Regions from separate parts of the Homo sapiens genome. Here regions 2, 3 and 4 are each linked to region 1. The links are chromatin contacts, found by Hi-C or POLR2A ChIA-PET in ENCODE. All regions are on one chromosome and are shown on one strand. The core of a region is the stretch at or near the end of the contact, and the rest is flanking DNA. Distances in the headings are between cores, read along the strand shown. Region 1 holds the start of TSPAN31 (tetraspanin 31). Region 2 holds the start of RPS26 (ribosomal protein S26). Region 3 holds the start of STAT2 (signal transducer and activator of transcription 2). Region 4 holds the start of SPRYD4 (SPRY domain containing 4).

Region 1 (7,365 bases), core at 3,611-6,110:
AGGAGCCCGCAGCGTGCTTGGCCTGGTGGGGGGCTGAGGGTGGGGGGGCTGAGCCAGGATGCCAGGAGCCCTTTGTTCTCCCAGAGGCCTGTATCCAATCCCTCCAATGTTCTGTCCTGGGGCTCAGCAGTTTCTCCCTCCCTCCCTACAGAACCAAGATGACACCATCCCCAGGACAGGAGACCCTTCAGTAGTGTTTTTTGATGGAGAGGGTGAAGGAGAATTGTTGGCTCTGGCTTAAACTTCCCTCCTTTGATGGCCTCGGTTTTCCTTTATGTTCAATGGGAACAGAATACTAATTCTTAGAGAAGGAGTAAAACAAATCACTTATGAGGAGTGAAGCCTTCTCAGGGATTTCCACCTCCACCCCTCCTCACCCTCCTCCCTCTCCAGAGCTAAGCACAGCTTTTCTGCCTGGCCTAAACCGCTCTTCTCCTTTATTATTATTATCATTATTATTTTTGAGAGGGGTGGGGCTTAGAGTTTCTCCCTAGGAGGCCCCATGGCCCACTCCCCCTTGGTCTGCCTTTCCAAACACTAAGGCTGTCAGGGGAAGCTTCAGGTGTAGTTCCTGGCAAAGGGTATGGGACAGGAGGTGAGAGGGGCACTAGCCTCCGAAGAACAATGGGAAGGGGATCATCAGACTGTCCCACTAGGCATCCAAAGCAAGCTGTTCCTTCCCCAAGTTATACTCTGGTGTACTAGCAGAGAGGTCTGGCAGGAGGTGTCCTTGAGGGAAAGAATGATCTCTTGACAACCACCCAGGTAGGCAGGTAACAATGGAGAAGACTGAAATGGCTGGAAGAGATCAGGATATGATGGAAGAAGTGTTTCCACCAGACACCTTTCATGAGCAAAGAAGGCTGCTTTTGTTAGCTCTTTGCTGCATCAGAGGTGAATGGAATGACAGCGAGCTGGAACAACCTCCAGTTCCACCAGTTCCTCAGTGGTAGGGCCTTGTGGATGGAGAGAAGCTGTTCCTGCCAGGGCTCCACCACAGGACTGAAGCCTGGGGTGGGCAGGAGGATGTGGCGGATGGTGTTGCCATGGCAGCATTTCCTCCCTGTGTTGTCATCACTTGCTCTAATGGCACTAAGGAGGTAGAGCGGAAGGTGTGTGGGGGGAAGACAGGAACAGGAGCAAGGGGAGGAGAGGGGACCAAGAAGAGTTCTGGGGACCTATCTGCACTTTGGCTCTGCAGAGCATAGTGTGTGAGAGTTAGTATGCGCTTGGGAGCCTGAGATTCTCTGCATGGTGTACTTCAATGTGCATGCGTGTGTGTGTGTGTGTATGTGTGTGCATGTGTTTCTCTCTACAGCTGGAGAACAAGAGGTCACTGATCCTTTGTGGGTCCTGGGAATGAACTCATTATCCAGTCCCAGAACCTGCTGCCCCAGACTGCTTCCTGCTCTGGACTCCCCAGGCAGGGAACAAGTCTACCATGAGTCTGTCACAGCCTATCTTCCCCATGCTCACACATTTCTTCATTGCCAAGAAGGTCAGCTCAACAGGGACCTGTATTTTGATCTCCTGGGAGAAGGATCAGAGCAGGGAAAGAGAAAGAATGATACCTCCCATGTCTTTTTCCATCCTCCCTAAATGTATTCTTTCCCAGAGTCCCATCTTGGGGACTAGGAAGTAGCTGACTGGGAATTGATATATGATACAGCTAAACCTTCTATGCACCTGCTAGTCCCTGATACACCCAAGTTGAGGGCTGACCTTTCTCTTACCTCGAATGCTGTCCAATGAGGCCTGGATGCTGTCCTGGAGTTCGGGGTCGTCCACCCTCTCTGCCAGCTTCCTGAGGCGGTTTAGAGCCTGCTTGGCCACCTCATGTCGTCTGACTTCTGCTCTCACTGCAGCTACAACGAACTGCCTCTGGGCATGCATGTTGCCCAGACCTGTCTTGCCAGGCTAACAACCACCTCTGGCCCTGAGGCCCATGGCCCTACAGCCCCCAAACCTCAGAAGGCCCCTTCTGCTGTGCCCAGAACTCCCCGCCCCTGCCCGCCCTTCCGTCTGTCGACCTCACTTCCTGACTGGTGAGTTTCAAACCCACAGCCTGGGACAGCACTACCTCCTGCACCTCCCACCCCCTCTAGTGTTGGCCCATCAACCCTGCCAGCCAGTCCCTGCTATGATTTCCCAGCCAGGTGGATGGAGAAATCTTAACAGTGTCCCAGGGCCTCCTGTGGGAGGTGGCTAATTAAGATGGGTGTTGGTTCTGGGAGAATATGGCAAGCTAGGTCCGAGGTGCAATCCTAAACTCTTGATGACCTGCGGATTTCAAACTCTCACAGGAATTCATGCACATTTGGTCTGTTACCCTCACAGCCCTGCATTCTAGTATACACTTGTACCCATTGCCCTCTCTACACATCCCAATGAGCCCTGTATCCTTATGTCTTACGATGTAACCCTTTTTCAGGCAGCTACCCACTGAGGCCACCTCCTGTTTAAAAGGGCCAAGTGAGGCCAGGCGTGGTGGCTCATGCCTGTAATCCCAGCACCTTGGGAGGCTGAGGCAGGAGAATCACTTGAACCCAGGAGGTGGAGGTTGCAGTGAGCCAAGATCACGCCACTGCACTCCAGCCTGGGTGACTAAGCGAAACTCCACGTCAAAAATAAATAAAATAAATAAATAGGCCAAGTGATTATGGGGAAAATCAGTTATGAAGGAGGAAAGTAACCTATAAAAAGACAAAAACTACCATGTTCCATGTCCAATCGCTTTCATAATAATTAACATGACTATAACACTTAATAGTTTACAACATACTTTCATATATATATTATCCTCATGACAGCCCTGAGGAGTAGGATTATTTATCCCTATTTGCATAAAAGGAAACTAAGGCTCAGAGAAGCCATTAAGAGGTGAAACAAAGACATGGATTTAGGTCTTCTGATTTTATTTTTACATTTTTATTTTTATTTTTTACCAAGCACATAAAGCCCAGATTGGTTATAATTTTGATACCCTTTTCACTACACCACACAACCAAAATGCTTGTCAACCAGTTCCCCTTCTAATATCATTGTCTTGCCCTTGATTTAGGACCTCAAAGAAAAGAAGGTAGATGAGGAACTGAAGGAGACAATGAAGATGGGACTTGGGGTAGGAAGGGGATGGAGGTGGGGAGTGAGGGGGTGGGAGGTAGGAGGTAGCGGGTAGTTTGACCTAATTACTTTGTTTCCACCGGACGCCTGTAATCGTAGCACTTTGGGAGGCCGAGGCGGGCAGATCACCTAAGGTCAGGAGTTCGCCACCAGCCTGGCCAACATGGCAAAACCCCATCTCTACTAAAAATACAAAAAAATTAGCTGGGTGTGGTGGCGGGCACCTGTAATCCAGCTACTCGGGAGGCTGAGCCAGGCAGGAGAATTGTTTGAACCCGGGAGGTGAAGGTTGCAGTGAACTGAGATCGCGCCACTACACTCCAGCCTGGGCGACAGAGGGAGACTCTGTCTCAAAATAATAATAATGATAATAACTTAATTACCTTGTTTCAAGACCCAAACACCTCTCTCGCCCTGTCAAACATCTATTCTCCTGCATACCTTTTTGGTATTAATTTCTGTAAGAGTTTATATAAATACTGTGTAGTTAAAGATAAGGGAATTGAGGTTGGAATTGCCCACAGGAACCTGTAAAATGACCTGAAAAGTAATAACTAACATTGAGTGTTTACTATATGCCAGGTACTGTTCTAAGTATTCTACATATATTAACTCATTTAATTCTTACAACCCAAGAGGTAGGGTGTGTTGTTATTTATCCCCATTTTACAGATGAGGAAACACGCACAGACAGTTTCTAAGTGCCTGGCCAAAGGTTACGCAGCTAGGAAGTGGCAATCTGACTGTGGCAGTAAGTCTATAGAATCTAAGTACACACAAACTTAAATCATTCTGTTGAGTTGATTGGAGGGTTTTCTTTTTTGTTCCTACTGTTTCTTTCTCCTGGGGAAGAGAAGGATTATGCCTTTCCCTACCCCCGTGAGAAGGACGGTTTGTCAAAGCACTTACTAGATAATAAAGTTGTTGATCAGCCTACCCCCAAGTGAAAAGGTGGAGGCTCCTTCCACTTATATTTATGTAAATGAGACTCTTCCTCTTGCCTGCCGTTTTTTTGCAAGCCCTAGATCAGGCGTGTACTCTGAAAATGCTGAGCACACCCCTCTGTGCACTTGTGGCAATGCCACATACAGGAATGCGCTGGCCTGAGGCCGCTATTTCCACACTGAATTTCTGGTATATTCACACCCCTTTAGGAGGAGATATGGAACAGGACATGGGTACTAGAGGACACACAAACGTGTGATGATTTGCTGGGTGTTGCTGTGTCCAACCCGCGGACTCTGCGGCCGGGCTAAATAAGCTCAATATGTGGCTCCTTTGGGTGTTCCCGAGCGTGACGCAATAACAAAACAATGGCGTCATCGTGAGGTCACTGCAGAACAGGGGGAAGGGGGTGGGGAAGGGCCCTCCTTCTACGGGCGGAGCCCTTTTTGCCCAGCTCTCAGAGCGGCCCCCTACCCGCCCCTCCCGCCGTCTCCCCTTCACCTAAGTTCCTCCAGAGCCGTCTCCCTGGGAATTAGCCCTCTCCTAACTCCGACCACAGAAAGCTCAGCTTTCAACCTAAGCTTTTGGAGTTTAGGCTGTAGTCCCTAAGAGAGTCTCTAGAAACCCTGCCCCTAGTTTTAAGTTTCGCCCAATGAAAAAACAAAAGGAGAGGGACAGAAGGCGGGTCGGTGACGTAATGCGGGTTGATTGGCATGCAGGCCTTGGACGTCCAGGATTAGCCACGCATTTCGCCAATCCAGAGGCAGGGGAGGGACGGTGCAGGCGCAGAGTATTGGGTTTGGCTGGCCTCGATTTAAAGAGACAGAAGCTGTCGGGGTCCTGGAAGACGGTCCCCAATACCCTCCCCCCAAGTCCTTGGGACCACTTGGGTCCCCAGAGCTGGGGAGATGGTTTGTGGCGGCTTTGCCTGCTCCAAGAATGCGCTTTGCGCTCTCAACGTGGTCTACATGGTGAGGTTTTGGAGGTGGGGGAAGCTTCAAGGCGGAAAGGCCCCGTGGGGAGAATCTCTAGGGTACTTCCGGTGGGGAGAGGGGTGTATGGGGGTTCCGGGAAGATTCCCAGGAACTTCCGGCGACGAGGGAATTCCTGGGGACTTCCGTGGGAGAGAGGAGACTTCCGGTTGATTAAGGGGGTTTGTCTGAGGGTGGGGGAATGAACTGAAGGCCGTGGGCGTAAGTTCCATACCTCCTTCCTGTGAACCTCAGTTTCTTCCAAACTGGAAGTGATAGGATGATCCTGAGGGTTCATCTTTTGCATTCATACTACCATCCCTGCCACCCCCTCCCCGCCATCCTAGCCATTCTAACCTTTGGGAGTGCCTAGGGATGCTCCCGGTGCGGATAGCACCATCCCCAGCTCCCATTCACACACTATTCCATTATTCCTTCCCCCTGCCCCGCTCCCAAGTCCTCTTGTATGGCCTTGGGCTGTGCCGCATGCTAGAATTGTTGAGATGTATCCTGCTCTTTCTTCGTAGCTGGTGAGCTTGTTGCTCATTGGAGTGGCTGCTTGGGGCAAGGGCCTGGGTCTGGTGTCCAGCATCCACATCATCGGCGGAGTCATTGCTGTGGGAGTCTTCCTTCTCCTTATTGCAGTGGCTGGACTGGTGGGTGCTGTCAACCACCACCAAGTCCTGCTGTTCTTTGTATCCTGACCTGAAGTGATGGGGGCAACCGGGGGCTTGGGAGGGCTGTCATCTAAGGAAGATGTTAGAAGGGTAGGGGACCTCAGGGATCTTGGACACGTCTCCTTGCCCTGCCCTGTCCCATAATCTACGAAACAAGAGCTGATTTTATTGCTTTCAATTTGACATGGTGGTGTAAGTTCTATGAACAGATGAGACCAGACAGTTATTATAGATGAAACATAAAGGAATCTAGGACTTTTTTCCATAACCTTTCCTCTCAGTACATGATCATCCTTGGTTTGGTCTTCATCTTCCAATTTGTAATCTCTTGCTCATGTCTGGCTATTAACCGAAGCAAACAGGTAAGACAGTACCCTTTCAAGTACTTACTTGCTTTTTAAAATTTTCCTCTTAACCTCGAACTCCTTCCTTAGTCTGGCCCCAACTACCCAAAGATCATCCTTAGGTGCACTGCTTCTGGCCTCTTGGGCTATTTGCTTCCTCTGGGATGTCTGGTTAATTTTCCATGAGGATGATCTAGAGAACCTCAAAAGGTAGATATTTATCGTGTCTATAATTGTTGCACACCGTTATGCTTCTGTTTGACTTCCTTTGCTGGGCTAGGGAAATTGAGGCACTTGAACTGATAACAGGATGTAGGGAGACTTAATTTCCCTCTACCCATATCTTTCAGACAGATGTCATCAATGCTTCTTGGTGGGTCATGAGCAACAAGACTCGGGATGAACTGGAAAGAAGTTTTGATTGTTGTGGCTTATTCAACCTCACAACCCTGTATCAACAAGATTATGATTTCTGCACTGCAGTGAGTGTGTTGGGGGTGGTGCAGCAGCCAGGGGAGGTAGGAAACTGGGTAAGGACAATGCCCAAGTTGGCAAATTTAGTTTGAATGTCATTGTTTCTCTCTCTACAAGCCCTCTTGTATTGGGGCTGTGTTGGTGGGAGGTGGGGGTGGATAGAGGCTGGGGAATTAGCCAAGTAGGATTTTAGTTTGTAGGACACTGGTCAGATAACAGTAAAGTTTCTAGGGACATTCGGCATAGGTATTAGTCACTAGCAACTTTACATTCACAACTTTGCATTCTTCACGTTTTATCCTCAGATCTGCAAGAGCCAGAGCCCCACATGCCAGATGTGTGGAGAAAAGTTTCTTAAGCATTCAGACGAAGCCCTGAAAATCCTAGGGGGTGTTGGACTCTTCTTTAGCTTTACAGAGGTAACATTCTCCAGTTCCCTCACACACATCCTTTTTGAGACTGAGAATTAATTGATACTTATCTCTCTCCCTTTGTTCCTACAGATCCTTGGTGTTTGGCTAGCAATGAGATTTCGGAATCAGAAGGATCCTAGAGCCAACCCCAGTGCCTTTCTATGAGACTTTGGATCCTTCTGACTTTTCTTCTGCTCTCTCTAAGCTTTCTCTTCCTCCCTTAGGGAATATCTAGGGTCTGTAACCGTTTTGGTTTGAGAAAAAGGAAAGGCCCCTTGTCACATCCTCTAAAATTGATGGAATAGCAAGACTTTATGCCTTGACATATTTTAGTGGGAGCCAGACTATAAGGAATAAAAGGAAAAACTTTCTTCCTCTCTCTCCAAGAGGATATGGGAAGCTTCTGTGAGTGCATAGG
Region 2 (7,365 bases), core at 1-2,500, 1.7 Mb before region 1:
TATTTTTAGTAGAGGTGGGGTGTCACTATGTTGACTAGGCTGGTCTTGAACTCCTGACCTCAGGTGATCCGCCTGCCTTGGCCTCCCAAAGTGTTGGGATTACAGGCGTGAGCCACTGCACCCAGCCTAAGGCTTAAGTCTTTCCGATGGCTCTTCAGAGGTAAATGGAGCTTACACATAATCTTTCAATTAGGGGTCAGATTCACTAATGAGTGGTGAAATAATTTTCGTGGTTTTTGATCAGCATTTATTAAAATAGAGAACAGAAAGATTAAGTAAAAATAAAGAATAGAACATACCAGCACACCTATGACAAGGGTAAGTATCGTTTCATAAAGCTTGTGTTTCAGTTTTGCATGTGCATGTAATCGTGTTTGTGTGTGTACTGGGTACCAATGTAAAATGTATTCGTGCTATGAATCTGGGTGAAAAACGTTTAAGTCATTAGTCCAGGCTATTCCTCCATCCATTTGTTAGGTGACATACAGCATAGTACAGCGGAGCCAGAATACCTACTGCACGTCAGTTCTTCAATCTTTTTTTTTAATTGATTTATTTATTTTTGAGACAGAGTTTCGATCTTTTTACCCAGGCTAGAGTGCAGTGGCGCGATCTCGGCTCACTGGAAACTCCGCCTCCCAGGTTCAAGATTCTCCTGTCTTAGCCTCCTGAGTACCTGGGATTACAGGCGCCCACCACCAGGCCGGGCTAAATTCTTCAATCTTTAAAGTGAGGATAATAATAGTAGCTACCTATAGGCTTGCTCAAAGTTAAATGAGTTAATATTTATAAAGACGCTTACCACAGGGCCAGGCACTGTGCCAGAGATAAAAAGATGAATGAGAAATAGCCCCAGCCTCAATGCACTTCATTGTGGGATTTTCTCCATATTGGAAGGAGGGATTCACAAAATGCTTGTTTCCTCTCAGGCCTTCCTCTTCGTAATCCTACACCTACCTAGTAGAAGGACTGTCAGAGAAATGAGCCCAGGGCGTCCCCCGGTGGCGCAGCGCCGCCTTCGGTCTAAGCACTTGGGGCAGGGGGGAAGGGGGGGAGGGGGGAGCCTCTTGGCTTCGCACTACAATTCCCACCAAGCATCTGTCCCTCTCTGGCCTCTAATAACGAGTGCGCCTTGTGGTCCAGCGTCTGGCAACTTTCACGCCTAGCGTCGCGTATACCGGAAAACTGCATCGTCCAGAATTGCTTCCGAGTCGGCGCGGCGCAAGGCTTGCTGGGAGACACATAACCTCGATTTTCTTCCGCCATCCGGCTAAATAGTCCCATGTGCACTTTGTTCCATGGATAAATAAACACTAGGAACGCATTTCCACCCTAGATTTCAGCAGAAATGCTGAATGTAAAGGAATATTTGAGTAAAGTGAGTTGCCGTTCTTGAAGCCCGTCTCCTAAGGATTCTCCCGGTGTCCGCGTAGGGATCTCATGCTATATAGGAGGGCCCTGCCAGGCACCGTCTCCTCTCTCCGGTCCGTGCCTCCAAGATGGTGAGTCTTCTTGCGTGGTGAGGGTGGGGGTTCGGGTGCAGACTCTGGGATTGTGGGGAAGTGAGAGCCTGGAGCACGGCTGAGGGGTGGACCGAGTGTACATTTCATTTGCTCTGGGGGTCGGCGGGATTTGCGGAGAAACAGGAGATCCGAGCGGCGCCTTCCTGGAGGCTGCCGGTGCGGCTTGTGGCCGGAAAGGGACTGAGGCTGGGTGAGTTGCGCCGTTTTCCTAACAGTTTTCCCATCCTGTCGCAGACAAAGAAAAGAAGGAACAATGGTCGTGCCAAAAAGGGCCGCGGCCACGTGCAGCCTATTCGCTGCACTAACTGTGCCCGATGCGTGCCCAAGGACAAGGCCATTAAGAAATTCGTCATTCGAAACATAGTGGAGGCCGCAGCAGTCAGGGACATTTCTGAAGCGAGCGTCTTCGATGGTAAGTGGGTCACCGGCGCGAACTGTGTGAGGATCCCAGTATCTTAAAGCCTTCGCCCAACTTCGCCCTTTTGGAGGCTCTGTTCTTTGGAGCCTCTCAGGCAATTTCCACGTATTTAAGGTTGTTACTGGTAGAAGAGAATTCTCTTGTTTGCCGTTTTGATTCTTTTCTGGGCAGAGGGTGACTTTGTGATAGAGTGCACAGCCTTTACTCTGAGGTAAAGGTTTGCCTGTTTCGGTTATGAGATTGCAAAAACTAGAAACTTGGTAAATTTGACAATTCTTGTGCTATTGATTATTTGAATATTTGTGAAAATATACAGGTGAGGAAGAATGTCTTCAACGTTTCGAGAATGGAGGCCGTCTAGTTTGGTGTGCAAGGATGATGTTTGGAGCAATAAGAACGTCGCTTTGTTTTTTTCCTTTTATAGAAAGAGCAAGGTTCAGGGTAGGCATTAGGGCGGGTGTAGGTGTAGAAGGAACTGGATTATTGGTTTATTGCATTTAGAATGTCAGTCTGGTCCTTGCGGTGTCAAGATGAACTCACGTGGGATGTTAATTCACTTGTAAAACTGAGGGTTATACATATGTGCTCAGGTATTGGGCTGAACAGGTGCTTTGGGGGTGCTTTTATGTGCCCGACAGGCATTTAAATAGGTTTAGTTTTAATTGACGTAAACATGTAAGGTGCTCTTCATTCATGTAACAAAAAAGCAAGGTAGGTATATAATACCAGTATAACTCTATTTTCTATTCCTTAGCCTATGTGCTTCCCAAGCTGTATGTGAAGCTACATTACTGTGTGAGTTGTGCAATTCACAGCAAAGTAGTCAGGAATCGATCTCGTGAAGCCCGCAAGGACCGAACACCCCCACCCCGATTTAGACCTGCGGTGAGTATTTTAAAAGGAGAATGGAAGCCAGGGGAGTGATGGTTAAAATTTCATCCTGGAGGGTCAGGGTGTCCTATACCTGTAACCTCAACACTTTGGGAGGCTGGGACAAGAAGATTGCTAGAAACCAGCAGTTCAAGACCCCATCTCTTCAAAAAATATTGAGAAGGAAGCCAAGCATGATAGTGTGAACCTATAGTCTGGCTGCTCGAGAGGCTGAGGCAGGAGGATCACTTGAGCCCAGGAGTTTGAGGTTGCAGTGAGCTATGATTATACCACTTGCGCTCCAGCCAGGGCAAAAGTGAGACCTTGTCTCTTAAAAAAAAAAAAAAGTTGCTTCCTCCTGTGGTGCAGGGGGTATCAAATTAAGGTCTGTGCCTCAGGTTAAGCTGTAAGGCAGGTGAGACCCACACCTGAACATGCTTAGAGACACTGCAAAGCAGTGTTAGAATCAGAATTGGTTTTTAGGATGCAGAGTAGTGTTCTCCCTCCACCTCTATCAGCTTCCCATGCATTTGTAGCCTGAATACATCAGTTTGTGAGAGGATGGTGGTCAAGTTCTTTGGGGGAAGGGAGTCTTGGATCCATGGGTTTTAATTTACTCTTTTGTTTCTTTGTCTTTCAGGGTGCTGCCCCACGTCCCCCACCAAAGCCCATGTAAGGAGCTGAGTTCTTAAAGACTGAAGACAGGCTATTCTCTGGAGAAAAATAAAATGGAAATTGTACTTAATATTGCATGTTAAGTGTATCTGTGCCAGATAAGGTGGGGATTTTGTGTGTTAGACCAAGTGTGAAGTGACACACATTATTTTCATGGGGAAGAAAGCTTATTCATGTAATTTAATTTTTTTCTTTTTTTTTTTTTTTTTTTTGAGACGGAGTCTTTGTCGCCCAAGCTGAATTGCAGTGGCGTGATCTCAGCTCACTGCAACCTCCGTCTCCCGGGTTCAAGTGATTCTCCTGCCTCAGCTTCTTGAGTAGCTGGGATTACAGGTGTCTGCCACCATGCCTGGTTAATTTTTGTATTTTTGGTAGAGATGGGGTTTCACTATGTTGTCCAGGCTGGTCTTGAACTTCTGACCTCAGTTAATCCACCAGCCTTGGCCTCCCAAAGTGCTGGGATTACAGGCTTGAGCCACCTCGCCTAGCTATTTATGTAAATTAAACTTTAATTGTGGTCGTATGGTTGGCCTCACAATTCGCATAGCTGTGTGAAATGGAGATTAGGCATCTGAATTTTGGATTTAACCACATCAAGTTTAAGTTGGCATCCTAAAAATGGGTAAACATTAGGAGAATGAGGAAAAGCTATTAGTTGAGTGAGGAGCACATTGGGAAGTGACCTAAACTGAGGTGTTTATACCCCTGGAGGGGGAACTTGAATAGTGGATGTATGACTTGGATAGCTTCAGAGCATAAAAGGATTAATGTTCAGATGCTCATCTTCCTACCTTGGAAAAGACACTAAAGGCATTTCTAGAAACGAGACATCCCGGAAATATAAGGTAGAGAAAGGCTCTACCTTATTTTTGTCTGTATGACAATAGTTTAATTTGTCCTAGAATTCAGGAAAAAAAAAATCTATTTGGGAGTAAATTGTTACTGACTTCGCCAGTGAAAGGTAACACCTGTATAGCTTGGAGATTTTAGACACTTGGGAGTCACCTGCACCCCTGCCCCCTTTCAAGCAGTTCTGCCTCAACCTCCCAAATAGCTGGGATTACAAGCATGCACCAGCTAGTTTATTTTTTTGGTAGAGATGGGGTTTCACCATGTTGGCCAGGCTGGTCTCAAACTCCTGACCTCAAATGATCCACCTGCCTCGGCCTCCCAAAGTGCTGGGATTATAGGTGTGAGCCACTGCACCCAGCCTAAGGAACGGGTAGAGATTTTAGAATGTGGAGGTTCTGTTAATTGGAATGCACTCCCCAACAGAAATCTGAGACAAGAACTGCTGACCTGACTTGACTGTCAGTACACCAGTGTTTGTACTGGAATATCTGTGGCAAACCCGGAGTGTGTAAGAGCACTGAATGTAGGCGATAATCTATATCCTTCAGGGAGTCTCAAGACATCAGTGCCCCTTGCAACCTGATCACACCAAGGGTAAACAGGAAGTGATAGAAGAAAATTAAGAGGTCCAAGGCAAAAATGGGTACTGAATCTGAGTGATCCCAAAGTCCAGCTTGCTCAACAGAACCAGATTCAAATAGTAAATCGTGATTGTGGGTGTACTTACAGAGCTGATCCAAGATTCCTCTTGAAGTGTCTAGAGTCACAGCCTGTCACGTGGGTCCTAACTACTACCTCTTCTGTGGGTTTACAAACTCACAACATACTCTGCATTCTAAGCGCAGAGTATGTTGTTTGATTGTCTCCATAGATTCTACTTTCAAGAACCTAGCTGGTAAGAATTGACTTAGTTTTTCGTCTTAATAATCCCAAACTTTGTTGTTTTTGAGATGGAGTCTCTCTCTCTTACCCAGGCTGGAGTGCGGTAGCCCGATCTCGGCTCACTGCAACCTCCGCCTCCCGGGTTCAAGTGATTATCCTGCCTCAGCCTACCAGTAGCTGGGATTACAGGTGCCCGCCACCATGCCCGGCTAATTTTTGTATTTTTAGTAGAGATAGGGTTTCACCATGTTGGCCAGGCTGGTCTTGAACTCCTGATCTCAAGGGATCAGCCCACCTCAGCCTCCCAAAGTGCTGGGATTATAGGCGTGAGCCACCGCGCCTGGCCAGGAATCTGCATTTTAATAGTGTCCCAAGTGATTGTGATGCAACTGGTCTGTGGACTATACTGCAGAGCAGATGGTGAAGGGAATGTTGCATTTGGAGGATTTTATTGATGATGAATCCTGGGTTCCAGAAAGCTGTGAAAGGGTTTCAGGAGATGGGGAAGAGTGCAAATGGGGTCAGAAAGGACTGCATGAGAACCAGAATCTGAGAGACGTGGAATGAGCTGGAGGCTTGGGCTTCTGGTGGTGACTGCACGAATAGGTGCAACTGAGCCATGGTGAACATCATGCTCACAAGCCAAGTGTGCAGTGTGACTTGGAGTCCCAACTCACTATCTACAGGCCCAGGGACCCTGACTTCACAGCTGCCTCCCAAGGCTATTTTCCTAACCTTTTCTCTCTACTCTCTTAGATCAGTGTTGGACTCATCATTTCTGAAATATGAGAATGTGTGGGAAGGCAGCAAGGTGAGATAGGCCCAGAAACATTGGGAGGGGTGTGGGGAGCACTAGGAGAGGAGGAGATCGATTGGGGTGGGGAAGAGGAATACAGTCTCCCTCCCACATCCCTGGACCCCAGAAAGAAGTCCTGAAGACACATCCTTTTTTCTAGTATAATGCACTATTTACCCTGATTCAGGCACTCTGAATGAAAGGTGACTTCCGGATCAGGCGCCCTGGCTCACGGCTGTAATCCCAACACTTTGGGAGGCTGAGGCGGGTGGGTCACCTAAGGTCAGGAGTTTGAGACCAACCTAACCAACACGGGGAAACCCCATCTCTACTAAAAAATACAAAATTAGCCGGGCGTGATGGCACGCGCCTATAATCCCAGCTACTTGGGAAGCTGAGGCAGGAGAATAGTTTGAACCTGGAAGTGGAGGTTGCAGTGAGCCAAGATCATGCCACTGCACTCCAGCCTGGCGAAAGTGCGAAATTCTTTCTGGAAAAAAAAAAAAAGAAAAAGAAAATTGGGTGACTTTCTCAGGCTACAGTTAAAGATGATGTCATGAGTAGTTAACCAGGCCTCATTGATGTTAGTACCTCGGGATGACCATAGAGGGCAGTGTCGTGCAGGAGTTAAGAGCCCAGCTTCGGAGTCTGACAGACCTAAGTTTGAGTCCTTCCTTCGCTCTTTGGTAGCTTTGTGTGTAGCTTTGGGCAAGTTACTCTATCTAAACCTCCAAAAATTAATTTAAAAACACTTCACAAGAACATTTTGAGAACTAAATGAAATAATCTTTGCAAAGGACTTTGCAAAGAACCTGCCAGATAGGCCGGGCGCGGTGGCTCACGCCTGTAATCCCAGCACTTTGGGAGTCCGAGGCGGGTGGATCACGAGGTCAGGAGATCGAGACCATCCTGGCTAACATGGCGAAACCCCATCTCTACTAAAAAATACAAAAAAAAAATTAGCCGGGCGTGGTGGCGGGTGCCTGTAGTCCCAGCTTCTCGGGAGGCTGAGGCAGGAGAATGGTGTGAACCCGGGAGGCGGGGCTTGCAGTAAGCCGAGATCACGCCACTGCACTCCAGCCTGGGCGACAGAGCGAGACTCCGTCTCAAAAAAAAAAGAAAAAAAAGAACCTGCCAGATAATGCAACATTACAAATGGCAGTGGTTACTATTTTTGGCCCAGTCTTACTCTGTAAGTCTTAAAAAAAAAATCAGTGTTTTTTTGCAGATTTATTGAGGATAATTGAAGTATAATACATTGTAGGTATTTAACGTGTACAATTTGAAAAGTTTTGTGTTTGTTTTTTTGAGACAGACTCTCACTCTGTCACCCAGGCTGGAGTGCAATG
Region 3 (7,365 bases), core at 2,372-4,871, 1.4 Mb before region 1:
ACAGGCAGGAGGCTGTGCGAGTAAAGCTGGTGCAGCTGATCCTGAAAGGGGCTGTCAAGATTCTGCAGCATTTCCCACTGCGCCATTTGGGCTCTGCGTCAGAAGGATGAGGGTTCCCAATTGGATATTTTGCTGGACTAAATCATCCATAGTTTCATGATTGTTCATTATTACTAATTTAAAATGTTTAAATTATACAAGTAATAAAAATACAGAAAACATTAAAATATATGTTGATCCTACTGCTAATCTTGGTTCTTTCCCCTCCTCTCCAGAAGTAACCACTGCTATCAGTTTGGTGCATATTCTTCCAGGGAGTGCTACCAGTTGAGTATCTGCTATTCCAAGCATTTTGGATTTCAGATTTGTCCAGATTTTGGAATATCTGCATTACTTACCAGTCGAGCATCCCTAATCCAAAACTCTGAAATCTGAAATGGTCCAAAATCTAACTTTTTGAGCACCCACATGACACTCAAAGGAAATGCTCACTGGAGCATTTTGGAGCCAAATTTTTCAGATTAGGAATGCCTAATCTGTATTTTTTTTTTTTTTTTTTTTTTTTTTTTAAGATGGACTCTCACTCTTTTGCCTGGGCCGGAGTGAAGTGGCATGATCTTGGCTCATTGCAACCACCATCCCCCTGGTTCAAGTGATTCTTCTGCCTCAGCCTCCTGAGTAGCTGGGATTACAGGCACCCACCACCACGCCCAGCTAATTTTTGTATATTTTTTAGTAGAGATGGGGTTTTGCCATGTTGGCCAGGCTGGTCTCAAACTCCTGACCTCAGGTGATCCACCTACTTCGGACTCCCAAAGTACTAGGATTACAGGCATGAGCCACTGTGGTCCCAACCTGTATTTTTTTTTTCTTCAGATGGAGTCTCGATCTGTTGCCCAGGCTGGAGTGCAGTGGTGTGATTTTGGCTCACTGCAAGCTCCGCCTCCCGGGCTCATGCCATTCTCCTGCCTCAGCCTCCCGAGTAGCTGGGACTATAGGCTCCCGCCACCATGCCCGGCTGATTTTTTTTTTTGTATTTTTAGTAGAGATGGGGTTTCACCGTGTTAGCCAGGATGGTCTCGATCTCCTGAACTCGTGATCTGCCTACCTCGGCCTTCCAAAGTGCTGGGATTACAGGCGTGAGCCGCTGTGCCCAGCCGGCCCCAACCTGTATTTTAATAGCTTCAATAAGTGGGCCTTTGTGCTTTAATGGGAATTTTCTTTCTTTTTTTTTTTTTTTTTTTGAGACAGGGTCTCACTTGGTCACCCAGGCTGGAGTGCAGTGGCATGATCTTGGCTCACTGCAGCTTTGACCTCTCAGGTTCAAGCCATTCTCTGCCTCAGCCCCTCAAGGAGCTGGGACTACAGGAGTGTGCCATCATGCCAGCTAATTTTTTGTAGAGATGGGATTTTGCCATGTTGCCCAGGCAGATCTCAAACTCCTGAGCTCAAGTAATCCGCCTGCCTCAGCCTTCCAAAATGCCGGGATTAACAGGCATGAGCCACCATAACCAGCCTAATGGTAATTTTCAAATACACACTAGAGTAGAGTGAATAGTACAAGGATCACCATCCAGCTTTAACAAACATTACTATTTCCACAATCTTATTTCATCTATCTCCCTAATTCATTTATTTTGCATTTATGTGTGTGTTTGTTATTTATATTTGATTGTGCTAAAGCATTTAAAGATCAGTGTTGATGTTAAGTATTTATTACAGCATGATCCCTGCTGGCTCTGAAGCTTTTTTTTTTCTTTTTTTTTTTTTCTTTTTTTGAGATGGAGTCTTGCTCTGTCACCCAGGCTGGAGTGCAGTGACACGATCTCGGCTCACTGCAAACTCTGCCTCCCGAGTTGAAGGGATTCTCCTGCCTCAGCCTCCCGACTAGCTGGGATTACAGGCGCCCACTACCATGCCCAGCTAATTTTTGTATTTTTAGTAGAGATGGGGTTTCACCATATTGTCCAGGCTGGTCTGGAACTTCTGACCTCAGGTGATCTGCCCACCTTGGCCTCCCAAAGTGCTGGGATTACAGGGGTGAACCACCATGCCCGGCCACCTGAAGCTTTTTTAGGAGCCAAATCTTTTTGGTGGTCAGGTAAGTACACCATATAAACTGCCCTCCATATAGGAAGGAGGAGCTCCATTCTAGAAGACATCTAAATGCTGTGCAATGGGTGGCTCAATCCCAAGAATATGACACGTTTATGACCTGTGAATCTTGAATATGATTATAGGTTATCAACTTTGTGAGATCCTGAAACTTCACTTAAAATTGTTGCCTGTAATCCCAGCTACTCAAGAGGCTGAGGCAGGAGAATGGCTTGTACCCAGGAGGCAGGGGTTGCAGTAAGCAGAGATCACATCACTACACTCCAGCCTGGGTGACAAAGCAAGACTCTGTCTCAAAAGAACAACAAATTGGTTTTTGCCTGTCACCAAGCAGGCTGTCCCATGCATCTTTCTCCCCACTGTTCCCTGCTCACTGCCAGCTGGTGTCTATTTAGGAAACTGAAACTTATGCTTGTTGCAGCCTGAGCCTAACAGAACAGAATTCATGCATATTTGTGGTCTAAAAAGGTCACATGATTTTATTACAAAATAAAGAGAAATGCTTGGGGTGGGAGAGTCTTCTACTAACATGAATAACATCAGCTGCCTTTCTACCTCCAGCAGGAACAAGGGAAGGGAGGGATTGGGCAGGGGCTATTTTCATTTTAACTCTTTTAGTAGTGCTTGATTTTTAAAACTATGTATCTGTATTGCTTTTATGATACCAAAAAAAAGTTAAAAAAATGATCAGGTGGCCAGGCATGATGGCTCATGCCTGTAATCCCAGCACTTTGTGAGGCCCACAAGACGAGAGGATGGCTTGAGCCCAGGAGTTTGAGACCAAGCTTGAGCAACATAGTGAGATTCCATCTCCAAAAAAAAATTAATGATGAGGTCCCAATTCTTGAGGATTTAAGTGTCTGATATTAAAGGAGCAAGTCAGCAAAGATTCAAATATGAAAACAAAACAAAAAACCTGGTCTCCCCAAATGGATTGCAAACACTGAGGTTAAGGGCTGAAACAATTTTTTCTCATTATCTCTCATTCTTAGGCACATATTTTGCACTCAAGAAGCTTTTCTGAAATGAACTGAATTTTGTGTGTGACCTTAGGCAATCGTTTCATCTTTCAGTAGCTTATACTTTTTAACAAAACAAGGATAATAGATTTATCTATCTTTGTTTTTAGATTTATCTATCTTTGAACATCGTTTTTTGGTGAAGATAAAAAATAATGCAGAGCAGAGGGAAAAACGTCAGATACCGAACCAACATAACAATGCCAGATTCCGGGTCTCGGAAGCTGCAGGGCAGTTTTGGGAGAGGGGCATTAGGGTTAGGGAGATAGGCTGGACAGAAGAAGATCGAGGACCGAGCAGGCGACAGCTCCTATTTCAATCTGGGGACCGAAGCTACCCTCTCCAGGGGGTAACCCCTGGGGCCAGTCGCCCTTCCCTCGGAGGAACTCTCACTCTCACCCCCACCCCTACCCCAGCACACCCTCTCAGGGCCCGTACCTGATTAGGGTTGCAGTCCCCGCGCCCTCCAATGGCTCTGGTCGCGACTTCCCGTCCCTAGTATGAGCTCGGGTACTAGAACCTCGCGCCCCGCCTACAACTTCGGCTAACCCCCCTCGGACCCGCCCCCTTGTAGTTGGCAGCGGAAGTCCGGAGCGGCCCCCATTCCCAGCCGCCACCCCGACACTGGCTGCCATTCAGTCAAGCCCTTCCCAGACTGCGAGCTCACTGGCGCCGCCGCAACTCCGCCCCTCCGCAGGGCGGGACAAGCTGAGCCGAAACCACACCTGCAGCTTCAGCGATTGGTGGAGAAGTTCAAGTAGGCACTTTCTACGAGGGGAGGAGTCCAATTAGTGGACTAGCCCAAGACTGAAACAGCTGATTTTCGAGAACCCGCGCGTGAGCCCCGGAACCGAAACTAGCTTGAGGAGCCTGGAGACGCCAAGGGCTCCATGGGAAGGGGTGGGACCGGAATTTCGACGCCTTGGGATAGGAAGAGGAGGGCTGAGGTAATGAAAACAATTTTTTTTTATTTTTATTTTTTGAGACATGGTCTCGCTCTGTCACCCAGGCTGGAATGCAGCGGCGCGATCTCGGCTCGCTGCAGCCTCGACCTCCCAGGCTCAGGTGATTCTCCCGCCTCAGCCTCCCAGGTAGTTGGGACTACAAGCGTGCATAACTCCGCCAGGATAATTTTTTGTATTTATTGTAGAGACGGGGTTTCGCCATGTTGCCCAGGCTGATCTTGAACTCCTGACCTCAGGTGATCATCCCGCCTCAGCCTCTCACAGTGCTGGGATTACAGGCGTGAGCCACCGCACCTGGCTAATAGCTATTTATTGAAAGTACTGTGATAAGCATTTTAGATTCATTGTATCATTTTAAATTTACAGGGCAACTCATTGAGGTTAAAATCATTCTATCTCCTTTAGAAACTTCAAAACTGATCTTAGTTCAAGAAAGAAGTTACTATTCAGTGATCACCGAGGCTCTAACAAGTGGAGCCTAGATTCGAAACCAAACCCTGTGACTTCAACACCCAAACATTTACGTTCTTACGTTTTACTGTACAGCCTTCCTCCTGGATAAATCAGATTAAAATTTTGAAGACATGTATATAGCTTGTCAGGGTAGTACAGTTATTAATTCTGTGGTTACCACATTCTTTTATATCTCAAGACTCCCAGCCCCAGGATCTAAGTCATAGCTCTTGATTATGGCCCACCCCCAGTAGGGAGCTGAACTTACTACTTCTGATATGAAAGAAGCCAGAGTAGTTGTTTCTTCCAAGTCACTCACATCTGAGATGGCCCTCAAACCCTCCTTGGTGGTCTCCGGCTGAGAGATGTTTGCGTCTTTCTGATCTTGGTAATACTGGATCAACTGCTGAACCCCAGACCTTAATGCAGGTTTAAGTGCAGCACTGATCGCTAGACCCATAGGCCCCCCTGACATCCCAGCCATGGTCATCAGAAGGTCATATCCCAGATCTATGGCCCCATCTCGGCCTCGTTCCCTGGCCTTGCCCAGGCAGTTTTGAGTAGCATAATACAAAGCTGTGCCCAGGTTGTAGAAGGTTCCCACTCCTGGCAGCAGCTGGACTACATTGTGCACAGCTTGCTCCTTCTCATTCTCACAGTCCTCTGTCGGGAGGGAGCGCCCGACCCTTCCTGTGCTTTGCTGCTCCCTGGCTAACAGCTGCAGAGCAGAGGCCAGGGCTTCCACTGACACGTTCCTCTCTGTGCTTCTGCCTTTCTGGAGCCCTCGAAGATGCTGGATGAGGACCTGTGTAGCATTCACACCACCCTGGCGGTAGAGCTGTAGCTGTAGAGCCCAAACATCAGCCTGACAACCAGCTTCCTCCAGGGCATTCCTTAGAGCCAGGCTTACCAAGAACTTGGGTAGAGGGGCCATGTGGCTGAAACCAGGCAGTGACTTTGGGTGCAGAAATTGGCAGGACAAGGGGTCTGAGGAGGGTGTCTGGGATTCCAAGGACAAGGGAAAGTGCATCAAGACATTTGTCTGCTTTCCATATGAAGTGGCATCCACAGGGTGCAGCAGGAGGTAGCAAAGTAGCAGCTCAACTGGTATCATGATGAGTCTGAGGCCACGCATGTCTGGAGCAGAGTACCCTAGAAAGGGGAGAAATCCGAAACATACAAACCATTTCCCTAAGGGCGATGGTGAGCCCAAGACTCAGTTAGGGGGACACCTCATACATCACCTGCTTCCAAGCTTTTGTACTTTCTTTTTAGAGACAGGGTCTTGCTCTGTTGCCCAGACTAGAGTGCAGTGATGGGATCACAAATCACTGCTGCCTTGAATTCCTGGGCTCGAGGGATCCTCCTGCCTCAGCCTCCCAAGCAGCTGGGACTACAGGTGCGTGACACCATGCCCAGCTAATTTTTAAATTTTTTGTAGAGACGTGGTTTTGCCATCTGGCCCAGCCTAGTTCTGAACTTTGGGCTCAAGTGATCCTTCCACCTCCGCCTCCCAAAGTGATAGGCTTCCAGATGTGAGCCACCGCGCCTGGCCCCAAGCTTCTGTTCTTTTTAGGTAAAGGCCTAGGAAATAGGAAATGCACCCCAGTTGCTCCCACTTGGTCTCCCCCATTTACAGGTCACCAGGGACTTCTGTTTTATTTCCACCCATATATAGGGACCCCAAATTACCACACAGTCCAGTCATTGAGAAGTGAGACTGCCTTGGTAGGTTTGATCGCTTCCTGATCCTGTTCTGCCTAGTTCTGTGTCCCATGAGGAAAGGAGATATTTGCTTTCCCCTATGATCAGTGAAGGATGTAATCTCTGCAAATATTTGCCCATTTATACTGGCTGCTCAAACCTTGTGCCCCTTGTCACACACTCAACCTCTATGCCTACAGTCCTGTTCTTTGGCATTTCCTGTATGTCCCTGCCACATTCCCACTCTAAGCTCATGATAGGAGCCAGGGAAATTCAGAATTAGGAAAGATGAGATGTTTGTGATACTCTCATTTCTCTTCATTTTAAAAATTAAATTAGCGGCTGAGCATGGTGGCTCACGCCTGTAATCCCAGCACTTTGGGAGGCCAAGGCGGGCGGATCACAAGGTCAGGAGTTCGAGACCAGCCTGGCCAATATGGTGAAACCCTGTCTCTACTAAAAAAAAAAAAATATATATATATATATATATATATATACACCCAGGCGTGGTGGTGGGCGTCTGTAGTCCCAGCTACTCAGGAGGCTGAGGCAGGAGAATTGCTTGAACCCGGGAGGTGGAGGTTGCAGTAAGCCAAGATCGCACTACTGCACTCCAGCCTGGGTGACAGAGTGAGACTCCGTCTTAAAAAAAAAAAAGGAGGGGAGCTGACACCTACTAAGTGGAGAGGGGCAAGGCTAACACTGGTCACATATGTGTTTAAGGGAAGAGGTGAAATAAAGAGCATTCATCTGTCCTAAGTGGTCTCCAACATTTCTAACTACTTACTGTGTGCCATCCTTGAATACAGTCCTGGGAAAGGAGACTCATTACTTATGTGATATTGAATAGCTGAAATGAGCCGGGATCAATTCCTGGATCATTTTCCTCACAAAGCACTTCAGAATAGCTGTGGAACATTTGATAGATTATATTGTCACTGTCCATGGACAATTTAAATGATCTTGAGAGCTTCTTCAACTTTTTGCCTAATTCTTCAATATGCTCCCAAGACTCATACCTGCAGTTCTTGGTGATGTGGACACCCAAAACTTTGAACTGTGACACCAAGCATCATGGGAGATGGTTTCTCAGCAAACTCAATCACCAT
Region 4 (7,365 bases), core at 2,613-5,112, 1.3 Mb before region 1:
GCGGAGGTTGCAGTGAGTTGAGATCACGCCACTGAACTCCAGCCTGGGTGACAGAGCCAGACTCTGTCTCAAAAGAAAAAAAAAAAAACTGGTGGAGAGAATGAGCCACTGCAGTCCAAAAAATATGGGAACAAAACTTTTTTTTTGTTTTGTTTTTTTTTTTTTTAAGACAGGGTCTCACTTCGTTGCCCAGGCTCACTGTAGCCTCGACCTCCTGGGCTCAAGCAATCCTCGTGCCTCAGCTTCCCAATTAGCTGGGACTACAGCCGTGCACCACCACACCTGGCTAATTCTAAAATTTATTTTGTAGAGATACGGTCTCCCTATGTTGCCCAGGCTGGTCTCGAACTCCTGGGCTCAAGTGATCCTCTCACCTCAGCCTCCCAAAGTGCTGGGATTACAGGCATGAGCTACCATGCCCAACCACCCTCTCCTTTTATACTCATTCGTTTTAATGAGCACATATTCTGTGGTAAAGGGAACACTAAGGCCCTGGGGCAAAGAGAACACAGTATTTAATCACCTTTCTTAAGAATTCATGACCTAAGCCGGGAGTGGTGGCTCATGCCTATAATCCCAGCACTTTGGGAGACTGAGGCAGGTGGATCACAAGGTCGGGAGTTCAAGAACAGCCTGACCAAGATGGTGAAACCCCCATCTCTACTAAAAATACAAAAAAATTAGCCAGGTGTGGTGGCAGGTGCACGTAATCCCAGCTATTCAGGAGGCTGAGGCAAGAGAATCGCTTGAACCTGGGAGGCGGAGGTTGCAGTGAGCCAAGATCACACCACGGCACTTGAGCCTGGGCAACACAGTGAGACTCTGTCTCAGAAAAAAAAAAAAAGGATTCACAACCTAATGGGTGATATAGGTTTCACTCAGCAGCACTGGGGAGAATGGAGACAAGTTAGACGGCTGATGCAGTTGACAGTGGGGGCTGGTAGGAGTAGGGGGAATGTGATAGGGATTCAGTGACAATCAGATATGTGAGAGGAGACAGACAAGCCAAGGACTCCATGGTTTCTGGGCAACTGGCTGAATATGGGTTGCAATTCATGAGATTCCCTCACTTGCTTAACCATTTCTGCTTTTCAAGCCATAGGTATGGCTTTTGGGAAGTCTCTTCCCACCACTCTCAAATATACTAAATCAGAGGTTTCTCCTTTGTTTCCTGAGCATCCTGTATGACTTCAATCATGGCACCTAGTGAATTATACTGCAATGGCCCTGTGAACTCTTGAAGAAATCATGTTTTGTGAAAACGAACAAAGAAGGTAGGCAGTAGTCATATCATGTAAAGCCTTGTGACCATGTAAGGGAATTTGAGGCAGGCACATTAACAGATTTAAGCAGGGAGGTTGCATGTCTGACTGTAATGCCGACATTGAATTAGAAGCAGACAGATAGAAGCTGGCAGATCAGCTTAGAAGCTACTCACATTTCTACATTGAAATGAGAAAGCCTTGTCCAGGCGCGGTGGCTCATGCCTGTAATCCCAGAACTTTGGGAGGCAGAGGCGGGCAGATCACCTGAGGTCAGGAGTTTGAGACAAGCCTGGCCAACATGGCAAAACCCTGTCTCTACTAAAAATACAAAAATTAGCAGGGCGTGGTGGTGGGCGCCTGTAGTCCCAACTACTTAGGAGGCTGAGGCAGGAGAATTGCTTGAACCTGGGCAGTGGAGGTTGCAGTGAGCCGAGATTCTGCCACTGCACTCCAGCCTGGGTGACAGAGTGAGACTCAGTCTCAATAAAAAAAATAATAAAATAAAATAAATAAATAAAAGAAATGAGAAAGCCTTAAGGCCAAGGATGACAGTGGCCTGAACTAGGGCCATGTGCATCATTCAAGGCAGTTACCACTCTGGGAGAGGAGGAAGAATTTTTGGTTAGTTATTTAGGCTTTTAAATATCTAGGCCAGAAGCCAGGTGTGGTGGCTCACACCTGTAATCCCAGCACTTTGGGAAGCTAAGGTGGGTGGATCACTTGAGGTCAGGAGTTCGAGACCAGCCTGGCCAACATGGTGAAACCCTGTCTCTACTAAAAATACAAAAATTAGGCCAGGTGCAGTGGCTCACGTCTGTAATCCCAGCACTTTGGGAGGCTGAGATGGGTGGATCACCTGAGGTCAGGAGTTTGAGACCAGCCTGACCAATATGGTGAAACCCGTCTCTACTAAAAATACAAAAATTAGCCGGACGTAGTGGCATGCGCCTGTAGTCCCAGCTACTCAGGAGGCTGAGACAAGAGAATTGCTTGAACCCGGGAGGCGGAGGTTACAGTGAGCCAAGGTTGCGCCACTGCACTCCAGCCTGGGCAACAGAGTGAGACTCAGTCTCAAAAAAAAATTAGCCAGGTGTGGTTGGTGGGCATCTGTAATTCCAGCTACTCAGGAGGCTGAGACAGGAAAATTGCTTGAACTCCAGAGGCAGAGGCTGCAGTTAGCCAAGATCAAACCACTGCACTCCAGCCTGGGTGATAGAGTGACACTCCGTCTCAGAATATACATTTTAAAAATATATATCTAAAATCCTTTTTTGAGGGGTAGGAGGATGGAGGTGGGATGTATGTTGCTATTGCACTGGCCAGCAGAACCTTGAGAAGTGGACTGATTAAAAAAATGTAGGCCTGGCATAGTGGCTAACACCTGTAATCACAGCACTTTGGGAGGCAAAGGTGGGAGGATGGCTTGAGCCCGAGAATTCGAGAACAACTTGGTCAACAAAGCGAAACCCCCGTTTCTACAAAAAAGTTAACGGGGCATGGTGCGTGCACATGTGGTCCCAGCTACATGGGAGGCTGAAGCAGGAAGATCGCTTGTGCCTCGGAGATGAAGGTTGCAGTGAGCTGTGTTTGCGCCACTGTGCTGCATGCAGCCTGGGTGACAGAATGAGACCCTGTCTCAAAAAATAAAATAAAATGGAATGCAGATCGAAATGTTCAATATAGGCTGTCCATAATCTCCTACCTCATACCCTGAACCAAAATATTGCTACTCTTGGTTAAGTTCAGAAAACTGAATGCTGAGTTAAACCATCCGTTCCTAGCCTTGAACATACAAAACCAACATTAACAGTATTTATGTATTTACTATTAATTATAAACAACTGTGAATTACCCAATGGTTGCTATTTGCCAATATATATCTAGATTAATTATTATTATTTTTTGAGATGGAGTCTTGCTCTGTCACCAGGCTGGAGTGCAGTGGCAGAATCTCGGCTCACTGCAACCTCCCACTCCCTGGTTCAAGCGATTCTCCTGCCTCAGCCTCCCGGGTAGCTGGGATTACAGGCGCGCGCCACCACGCCCGGCTAATTTTTGTACTTTTGGTAGAGGCGGGGTTTCACCATATTGGCCAGGATGGTCTTGATCTCCTGACCTCGTGATCCGCCTGCCTCGGCCTCCCAAAGTGCTGAGATTGCAGGCGTGAGCCACCGCGCCCGGCCTAGATTATTCTCACTTAATTATTACTAAGGTCTGTATATAATTTCTATTTTATAAATTAGAACACTAAGGCTCAGAAAAGTGGAGTGAGTTGCCCAAACTCACACAGTGAAGCCGGGATCAAAGCTAATTACAGTACTGTCTAATTTTAAAATCTATACTTCTAAGCATCTGGCTACACTATATCTCTAAAAGTTTTACGTAGTTCAAATGTGAGCAGCGTTCGTCTACGCAGAAAAACTGAATAAGCAGCATTAACCGCGGGCAGAAACAGAACAGAAACCACTACCTTGGCGGCCGCCCGCCCCCGGGCGTCGCCTACGTCATAACACTGCGCGGCCGCCCCTCGCGCACCACGTGCTAGGGGAGCGGGCGGGCAGATGGCTGTGTCTGTAAGCGGGAGGCGTGCCCGGTTCATCCAAGGCGCAAGATGGCGCTGCTTTTTGCACGTTCTTTGCGCTTGTGCCGCTGGGGAGCCAAACGATTGGGAGTTGCCTCCACAGAGGCCCAGAGAGGTAGGATTATCTCTTTTTACTCTTTTACCTCCAGAATGGCTGCCGTCTATTATTCCCAGACCCCACTCCGAGAAGCAACTCCAACCCTCTCGGGTCTTTTCCTTCCCCACCTGCCTTGGTCTTAAGATTCCAAACCTGTGATACCATTTGGTTTCTTTAAATTCCGGGACTTACTCAATCCGAGTTTTTCAGCTCCGTGAGCTATCCGTAGTAAAGCGACCTCGCGACTCTCTTGCCCGCTTGGCATTCTGACTCTTCCCTAGTTGCTCGTGTATCATGGCTGCCTGCCTCATATCTGAATATATCACCAGCCCTAGGGTTCTAGCCCCTGTTATTATCCCGTCTTTTTGCTCTGCCCGCAGGCGTCAGTTTCAAACTGGAAGAAAAAACCGCCCACAGCAGCCTGGCACTCTTCAGAGATGATACGGGTGTCAAATATGGCTTGGTGGGATTGGAGCCCACCAAGGTGGCCTTGAATGTGGAGCGCTTCCGGGAGTGGGCAGTGGTGCTGGCAGACACAGCGGTCACCAGTGGCAGACACTACTGGGAAGTGACAGTGAAGCGCTCCCAGCAGTTCCGGATAGGAGTGGCAGATGTGGACATGTCCCGGGATAGCTGCATTGGTGTTGATGATCGTTCCTGGGTGTTCACCTATGCCCAGCGCAAGTGGTACACCATGTTGGCCAACGAGAAAGCCCCAGTTGAGGGTATTGGGCAGCCAGAGAAGGTGGGGCTGTTGCTGGAGTATGAGGCCCAGAAGCTGAGCCTGGTGGATGTGAGCCAGGTCTCTGTGGTTCACACGCTACAGACAGATTTCCGGGGTCCAGTGGTGCCTGCCTTTGCTCTCTGGGATGGGGAGCTGCTGACCCATTCAGGGCTTGAGGTGCCCGAGGGCCTCTAGTATGTCCATTACTGGAGTCCCTAATCACGCCTTTGGCCAGCCTCCTTTTGAAAGTGTCCGAAGCCTTTTTACTTTGCCTCAAGCAACCTCTAGCTCCCACAATTCAGTGTTGGGTCCTCTGTGCAATATCATGATCATCTTCCTCATCCCCTACCTTGTGAAAGCTAGGCATACAGCCAAACCCTCCTTTTCCCCACCCACCAACTACTGCCAATTTCCTAGGCTACCATGGGTGTATCTTCCTTGACCTGCTTCCTTCAGTCCCTCTGCCTCCCTTTGCCCAGGCCTTTCTCAGACTGTATTCCATCCTGGGGTCTTATCATTCAGCTTTGTTTGAATTTATTAATCACCATGATACCTCTCCCTCCCTTTGTCCACATGTAACTTGTTCTTGGGGCTCTACCAGATGGCTGAAGAGTAAATCCTTTCTACCTCTGGCTGAAGGAGTGGTGCAGTCAATGACTTGGCCCTTTTTCTACAGCACATTTAGAGTTTGGGCTCTGGCTCCCTCAGTAAGTGCTTTATTAACTCAGTGTGTCAAAATGAAAACAGAGCCCTCCTTCCCCAGTAGCTCAGTGCCACAGACCTTCAGCCCCACACAGCTGTAGCTATCCTTACCCTGAGTCCATCTACCTTAAATCTGTACCTCTGACACCCAGCCAGTCTGTCATAATCATTATCCCAGTTATAACCTTGACCAAAGGGGAAGAGAGACACTTGGGGGATATCTAGGGGATGAGTGCTAGAAACTATTTATTTATTTTTGAGACAGAGTCTCACTCTGTCACCCAGGCTGGAGTGCAGTGGCATGATCTTGGCTCACTGCAAACTCTGCCTTTTGGGTTCAAGCGACTCTCGTGCCTCAGCCTCCTGAGTAGCTAGGATTACAGGTGTGTGCCACCATGCCCGTCTCATTTTTATATTTTTAGTAGAGATGGGGTTTTGCCATATTGGCCAGGCTGGTCTCGAACTCCTGGCCTCATGTGATCAGCCCACCTTGGCCTCCCAAAGTGCTGGGATTTCAGGCGTGAGCCACCACACCCGGCCAAAACTGTTTATTCTTGAGAAGTTCCATCTTCATTTCTGCCACAGTTGGAACTTCCCGAGGAAGGAAGGAGGCCTGAGGTTTTGCACAATCTGTTTCAGAGCCTGTTTAGACTCAAACCTATGCTTCCCTTGGCAGCAGAATACACTTAACCTAAAGCAGTATTTGGAGTTGAGAAAAACCTGGTGGGGTAAGTGAATATGTACTGTTTGGTAGGGTAGGTAGAGAAGCTGTGCTTTGACCCTGTGATTCCATCTTTTTCTACCTTCTATGATGGTGATGAAGCTAGATACCCCTAGGGAAGAAAGAAGGACTGGGTTTAGCAAAAATGATTTGGTAATTAAAGTTTATTTGAACACAAAATACTTTCTCTGTCTATAAAATTGGCTGTTAGCAGTAGCAGCAGCATGTCCTGGCCAAGGGGAGTAGATTTCTCCAGACTACTAAAGCCATGTATATAGCCATTCCCACTTCCCATATTCTGTGGATATGTACATGTGCATGGTAGCTAGAGTCCCTCCACCAGAGTATCTCTCTCATGATGGTTTCTTCAGGGAGAGGAAGAGGAGACCTGGGTGAAGAGCTGGGATGGTTTTGAGTGGGGCAAGCCATTAGGCTGTACCTTGAAGCCCAGTCTCTCTGGATAGCTGTACTGCAGGTGTCCTCTGAGGCCCTTCTCTGTACTCTGTCTGCTGAGGGAATGGGGTATTTTGACTCCCATAGAAAGCACTAGCCTAAGTCACCAAATGACTGCTTGGTCCCCACTGAAGCAGTGTAGCTCTCCATAGTATTTTTGGTGGTTATGGATTACATGTGTGGCCAGCTCATGCTTTTTCTTGAGCAGGGGCTGTCCATGACCTGTGCTCATACCATGCTTTCTAAGTTCTCTTTGGACAGGGCCTCAGCTGCTGCCTCAGCCTGAGTTTCAGAGAGTGTGTAGGAGTCCTGGTAATCTTGAAGCAGTTTGACCACCTCCAGATGGTTGAACTGCACAGCATCATCCAGGGGAATGTTGCCCCACCTGAGAGGAATAATGATATGATCAGGCAAAGGAGACGTGGAGAGTGGTGGTTGTATATATTTGCATGGTGGCTGGAGGGTAGGTGGAGAAGCTGTGCCCACCCTCCTCCACTTTTAGCCTATTCCTCACCTGTCCTTGGCAAAAGGATTCACTTTGCAAGCCTCGATCAGGAATTTAACAACTTCGATGTGTCCTAGGAATATGGGCAGAAGGAAAATGAGAAGGCGCAGGTCTTGAACCCTTTGGTGCAGACACTTAGCCACTGAAGTCTTTACCAAGAGGGGAGGGGAAAAGGCCTCTTCCCATTTTGTACCCTGCAGCACTCAGTCATAGTCTAGCTGCAAACCGAAGGGTGTCTAGATAAAACTAGTTGCTGCCCCTATAACCTTGAGGGCACATATAATGAAGGTACTTTTGGTGAAAAAGAAAGGGTCTTA

What was found. A loop is a pair of places that touch in the nucleus more often than their neighbours do. ChIA-PET counts read pairs that join two places held with the same protein, here RNA polymerase II (POLR2A). Pooled maps may share reads with other maps.
Region 2: a pooled map shows a loop between it and region 1 (4-fold over the local background). The contact joins the promoter of RPS26 here to the promoter of TSPAN31 in region 1. A Hi-C loop is called at or near these places in 6 of 50 pooled maps.
Region 3: a loop to region 1 is called in a pooled map, with 6 times the contacts of the local background. The contact joins the promoter of STAT2 here to the promoter of TSPAN31 in region 1. A Hi-C loop is called at or near these places in 1 of 37 single-sample maps with no recorded cell type and 8 of 50 pooled maps. POLR2A ChIA-PET finds 5 or more read pairs at or near these places in 1 of 52 experiments (activated B cell).
Region 4: a pooled map shows a loop between it and region 1 (4-fold over the local background). The contact joins the promoter of SPRYD4 here to the promoter of TSPAN31 in region 1. A Hi-C loop is called at or near these places in 2 of 37 single-sample maps with no recorded cell type and 6 of 50 pooled maps.

Annotation. Positions count from the first base shown.
Region 1 is chr12:57,740,179-57,747,543 of GRCh38, forward strand. TSPAN31 (tetraspanin 31) reads left to right here and starts at 4,861. Exons shown (of 6, transcript NM_005981.5): 1 at 4,861-5,039; 2 at 5,567-5,734; 3 at 5,998-6,078; 4 at 6,411-6,542; 5 at 6,840-6,953; 6 at 7,038-7,365. The coding sequence starts at 4,977. The coding sequence ends at 7,112. It also overlaps a transcript of AGAP2 not described here. RefSeq lists enhancers at 1,110-1,189, 1,723-1,782, 5,592-5,671.
Region 2 is chr12:56,040,668-56,048,032 of GRCh38, forward strand. RPS26 (ribosomal protein S26) reads left to right here and starts at 1,251. Exons shown (of 4, transcript NM_001029.5): 1 at 1,251-1,502; 2 at 1,758-1,935; 3 at 2,696-2,826; 4 at 3,452-4,030. The coding sequence starts at 1,500. The coding sequence ends at 3,487. RefSeq lists enhancers at 972-1,761, 1,210-1,539, 1,680-1,939, 5,354-5,947, 6,538-6,832, a silencer at 1,000-1,059 and a cis regulatory region at 6,437-6,811.
Region 3 is chr12:56,356,486-56,363,850 of GRCh38, forward strand. It overlaps STAT2 (signal transducer and activator of transcription 2), which reads right to left and starts at 3,622. Exons shown (of 24, transcript NM_005419.4): 1 at 3,573-3,622; 2 at 1-93. The coding sequence starts at 86. APOF (apolipoprotein F) reads right to left here and starts at 6,372. Exons shown (of 2, transcript NM_001638.4): 1 at 6,245-6,372; 2 at 4,083-5,704. The coding sequence starts at 6,260. The coding sequence ends at 4,740. RefSeq lists enhancers at 2,489-2,688, 2,520-2,689, 3,765-3,944, 4,015-4,104.
Region 4 is chr12:56,464,716-56,472,080 of GRCh38, forward strand. It overlaps SPRYD4 (SPRY domain containing 4), which reads left to right and starts at 3,863. Exons shown (of 2, transcript NM_207344.4): 1 at 3,863-3,961; 2 at 4,324-7,365. The coding sequence starts at 3,877. The coding sequence ends at 4,862. GLS2 (glutaminase 2) reads right to left here. Exons shown (of 18, transcript NM_013267.4): 17 at 7,058-7,121; 18 at 6,237-6,928. The coding sequence ends at 6,772. RefSeq lists enhancers at 3,531-3,600, 3,611-3,790, 4,111-4,160, 4,581-4,710.